Linked DNA regions of Mus musculus: region 2 is linked to region 1. A link is a loop called in an ENCODE intact Hi-C map of the cell type or tissue named here. Cell type or tissue: gastrocnemius. All regions are shown on one strand. Region 1 has its middle 12 kb from the start of Gm14207. Region 2 overlaps Ino80 (INO80 complex subunit).

The links. Peaks named below come from ENCODE experiments on the same cell type or tissue, not always from the same donor. Only the 100,000 strongest peaks of a DNase experiment are listed, where the experiment ranks them.
Region 2: a loop joins it to region 1, with 4 times the contacts of the local background. A loop is called at or near these places in 2 of 42 quality-filtered maps.

What each region holds. Positions count from the first base shown.
Region 1 is chr2:119,336,640-119,339,139 of GRCm38, forward strand. No RefSeq gene overlaps it. Among named protein-coding and RNA genes, the nearest start is that of Gm14207, 12 kb to the left of the region's middle. In gastrocnemius, a CTCF peak has its summit at 1,521 (motif pointing right); DNase peaks (open chromatin) are centred at 120 and 1,482; H3K4me3 peaks cover 2,024 bases; H3K27ac peaks cover 2,478 bases.
Region 2 is chr2:119,396,885-119,399,384 of GRCm38, forward strand. The region is part of intron 28 of Ino80 (INO80 complex subunit); the gene reads right to left. Among named protein-coding and RNA genes, the nearest start is that of Chac1, 47 kb to the left of the region's middle. In gastrocnemius, a CTCF peak has its summit at 1,534 (motif pointing left); no DNase peak of the experiment used is centred here; H3K27ac peaks cover 2,289 bases.

The DNA of each region.
Region 1 (2,500 bases):
AGGGGGAAGAACAACAAGACCTCACTCTTCCTGCCCAAAATGAAACAGGAAAGCGGCTTCTAGGCTCTGGGGGGCGGGGGAGGCTGGGCTGGGACAGAAGTCGAGATGACGAGGCTCCCATGTGGGGGACAGGTAGGACACCCGCAGGCCTGCACGTCCACACCACCCGGCTAGGCTATATTGCCAGATGGTCAGAGAAGAGCCCTGGAGGGGTCCTGGTGGCTCTCTCAATCCATTTTACCACCTCTGATACCCTAGCCAAGGAGCTGAGAGAGAGCCCAACATATGAACACTGCCTTCTGGTGCAAGTTGGAACTCAGAGCAAGGGACTTAGTGTGGAATGCTTGTAGGGGCTCCAACCTGCGCCCACGCCACACCCTCTTCCCAGCAACTCAGATGTGGGCCCAGTTTTTACATGGAGTGTGAACAAAATATATTCTTTTTCCCAGAAATTCCCGAAGGTCTCTCCTTGAGAGGCCACACACCCCCATCACAGAGGTAGGGTACTTAATGGTCTCTTGATCACTCCAAGAGTCCAGGAGACTTGGCATTCAAACAATATTAGATTATAGCTCTAGAAGCATTGTAAAGCATTCTCAAGAGCCTGGCAAATGCTCTTCTTTGAATATTTTATAATAGAATTAGAGTTTAGCAGTTCCTCAGTAACTTGGAGTTACAGTCCTGTCTAAAGAATTAGTCTGACCTCCTGGTGACCTTCGGGCCTGAGGACAGCTGCTTTTCCAGAGCTTGTTGGCTGGTGACCACCTGGAGATCCTTGTCCTCTAGGTTGGGAGGGGCCGCAGTCATGCCTCTCTTGGCTAGCCCTGGCACAGTTGATCTCAACTGGGGGCAAATGAGTGTATAACGGTTCCGACCCGCTTCGACTCAGGCTAGTTGAGGCCACTAGACTCAAGCAAGGTGTACAGTGTTTCGCCTCTGCCAGGGTCCCTACAGGGCCCTCCTTTGGCTCCCTCTTCCCCTCCCTATGTTATCTCCACGTGGGTCTGCACCATCTGTGGGCCCAACCCTCCGCCCCCGTGTGACCTGCTGCATTCCGGGAAGGAGATGGAAGTGATTCAGTCAGGGAACTGTGACTGTCCCTTCCCGGGGAGGGGATGCTCCTGGGAGACCCCAGAGGTCTTTCCCCAGGGGCCGCGCCCACGACCCCACGCGTCCCAGGGTGGCCTGGACTGGGTTGGGCAGAGGAAGAGGCAGGTGCGTCGCCGGCCCGTCGGGGTCAGCTCTCCACCTGCCGCCACCGCCGGGCGCCCGAGAGCGCTGCGGCTCCCCGCCCTCTGCTCTTTGTTACAGCCTGACTTCCTGTTTGTGGTCGCCGACCCCGGCTTACTTCCCGGGCCGGGAAGCCGCCGAAGGCCGCGAGTTTCTCGGGGACACTCCCACTGGGTCCAGCCTCCTGCCTCCTCCGAGTCCCGCCCCTGGCCCAGGAACCCGCGCGGGGCCGTAGCCGCGGGAAGCGGGAGCCTCGGGCGGGTGTCGCGGCGGGATGGCAGAGCAGTCGCCAGACACTAGAGGGCGCTGCGCGCTTGTCCGTCTGGAGGCTCATGGGACCGCCCCGGACCAAAGCTGGGGACCAGTCCAGGAATCCTAAATCACCTTGTGTCTGTATCCCACGGAGCTCGGTTCTGGTTCTGTACCGCTAAGCTCAGGGAGTAATTGGCGATGCTTTCCTCCAAATATTGTCCTGGTGTTCAGAAAGCAAGGCCTCTTCATCTGCTAAAGCCAACTCTGCAAAATCCCCATCATCTTCTGGCCACCACTAGCAGGTGGTCGGTCATTTTTTGACCTGGATGGAAGAGAGCAGGTCGGAAAGAGTTTGAGTTTGTGGCTAAAACTAAACCTCCTTCCAGTACCATCCCTCACTGCCAAGTGTTCTGGGACACCCATTTCCTCAACACTCTTTGAATTCCTATATTAAATATAGGCCAGACACTGATGGCAGAGCATAGTTGCTTATCTGAAGACACTAACCAATCTGGAGAAGCTAACCATTCACTTATTGATTGATGGTTGACTGACTGACTTATTGAGACAGGGACTTAGATTACTCTGGCCTTAAATTCTTTTTTTTTTTTAAAGATTTATTTATTATTTTGTGTAAGTACACTGTAGCTGTCTTCAGACACACCAGAAGAGGGAGTCAGATCTTGTTATGGATGGTTGTGAGCCACCATGTGGTTGCTGGGATTTGAACTCTGGACCTTTGGAAGAGCAGTGGGGTGCTCTTACCCACTGAGCCATCTCACCAGCCCCTGGCCTTAAATTTTATATAAGTAGCTAAAGATGACCTTGTCTTGGGGACAGGAAAAAGGGCTAAATCCAGTTGAATCCACTTGGAATAACGAGCTACAGTGGTTTCAGATGTAAGCTGCTGTGACTTAAGGATTGGGTCCTACAAAGGACAAGAAATGAAGCCTGGGTACTCCAGAGCTGAACACCATTAATCAGAAAGAAAAGCAGGGCATAATAACTAGCACTTGGG
Region 2 (2,500 bases), 60 kb after region 1:
AAGAAAGAAAGAAAGAAAGAAAGAGAGAGAGAGAGAGAGAAAGAAAGAAAGAAAGAAAGAAAGAGAGAGAGAGAGAGAGAGAGAAAGAAAGAAAGAAAGAAAGAGAGAAAGAAAGAGAGAGAGAAAGAGAAAGAGAGGAAGGAAAGGAAGGAAAGGAAGGAAAGGAAGGAAAGGAAGGAAAGGAAGGAAGGAAGGAAGGAAGGAAGGAAGGAAGGAAACAAACAAACACTTGCTGGGTAGGGGTATAACACGCCTTTAATCCCAGCACTGGGGACTCAGAGGCAGATGGATCTCTGGAGTTTGAGGTCAGCCTGGTCCACACAAGGAGTTACAGGACAGCCAGAGCTACAAAGACAAACCCTGCAAACCAAGGAAATAGAGAGAAAATATACTTGTCAGTTGTGGTAGAACATGCCTTTAATCCTAGCACTAAGGACACAGAAGAAGGTAGGGTTCTGGGAGTTAGAGGCCAGCCTGGTCTACGTAATGAGTTCCAAGCTAGCTAAGGCTACACAGTGAGACTCTTGGTATTGTTCTTGCCTCAGTCTCTGAGTACTGGGGTTATAGGTGTGGCCACTGTGTCAGCCTTTCCATTTCCTCTTTTAACTTTGAATTCATCACCATTTCACTCTTTCAAAAATTTACTTAACTTATAACACCATTTTTATGACTAAAATACAAAGGACAGCCAATATTACACAGAGATATCCTATCTCGAGAAACAACAGAACAAAACATAAGGACAGGTTTTTAGGGCCCAACTGATGTGCAAAGAATGCCCTACTGTTTCACTTGAGCACTGAGACTTCCTCCCCTGTCCTAACGCCTGTGTGATAGCCACCAAATGCTTAGGGCTTTCAGCTGGTATTTCCCTAAGAAGTCTAGCATCTGAACCCCAGGTGGATGTCAGGGAAAGTAACTGAGTATGTGACAGGTGGAAGGCAGCTGGGAAGACTAAGAAAAAAAGAGCAGCAGAAAGATTACACACCGCTCATGGCGGTCTGAAGAGTTCAGATCCATATGCAATAAACATTTTTAAATAGGACCCCCCCCACACACACACACAGAAAAATTTACACATACACTGAAGTAATATAAGTAAAATAAAATAACACAAAAACTTAGAAATACAACTGTAGGAAAAAATTTTCTTGACTATATCTTACTCTAGAGCACTGACTAGCCTCAAGCTTGCCTTGGGAGCCTCTGCCTTCAAATGCTAGAATTGGAAGCTATCACGAACAGTTCCAGAGTGAAGATGCTTCTTCTGTTAACAATTATGGACTGAAAAGACCACTTCTGATGAGGTACATTTCATACATCCAAAATCTGTGTACAATTGGTGTGATTTAACCACAGAAAATAAGGATTTGACAAATACTGAGCTGTAATCATCAAAGAAGTTAGTTTCCATCTAGACTACTGTCTGATTATTCATGTACAACTGTACTTGTATTTAATACTTAGAGATAATAATACAAGTCAAGGTCTTAAGAGTTCTGATTAGAGAGAACACCGTCCTAGAAGGCAACGGTGCAGTCTGAATGCCCTCTAGGGGCTGGAGAGAAGTCACACTTGGGATCTGCTGGCTGCTGGCGCGTCTATGGATCTATCAACTCCACACTGCACGGACACACCTTGGCCTCACTCTCAATCTCTGTAAATGTCCACTCCTCCTAAGTCCCCTTTGCACCAAAATATTCAACCAGTGTGAGACATGAATGAAGGGGAGCAAAGGCTTCATCAATGAAGGAAACAGCACAGTGTCATCATGAAGAAAACAAAACCACAAACCCACCTGCAGGCATTTCCCCAGTGTCAGGGTTACCCTAACTGCTCAGATAGCTAGGGCGGAGGAACCTGAGAGGGGATCCATCTGTTAAAGGTCAAGGGGTAGGATAGGAGGAAGGGAGCCAAAGGCCAACTCATCACAGAGCAAAGACCTTGTGAATGGCTCCTAGGATAACATGCTGGTCACATGTTCTGAACACTGCCAGGACATCCTGGCCAAATAGTCTTTAGTCTCAGTGAGACTTTTTCCTGGAAGGATCCCTCATAAATAAGTCTTGTATGAAGGGAATGTAAATGGCTTTTTATAGGCAGTCTTGTTTACTCTGGCTGACCTTTGAGCCATGGGGCCTTTGAGTTGAAACTACATTTTTTTCCTTTTGAAGTCTTTTCGCTAATAATAATGAAAATATTTGGCAAGGCATGTCTTTTGTTTTGAAAACCACCTGTCTTTTTCTCTATTTTAAGATGTCATTCAGACTTATAAGTTGAGAATGGCTATCTTATGTGATAGTTCCCTTAGATGCCAGGTGATGGTACTGGAACCCCTGAACTGGAGTTAAGGTCACATGTGAGTGTTGGAAACTGAACCCAGATCCTCTGTAAGAACAGCAAGTGCTCTTAACAGGCTCCAGCCCCTACAAAAATGTTTTAAAAACTACTGGCATTATTGGGCTTGCTCAATTAATTTGTCTAAGTTAATTAGAAGATT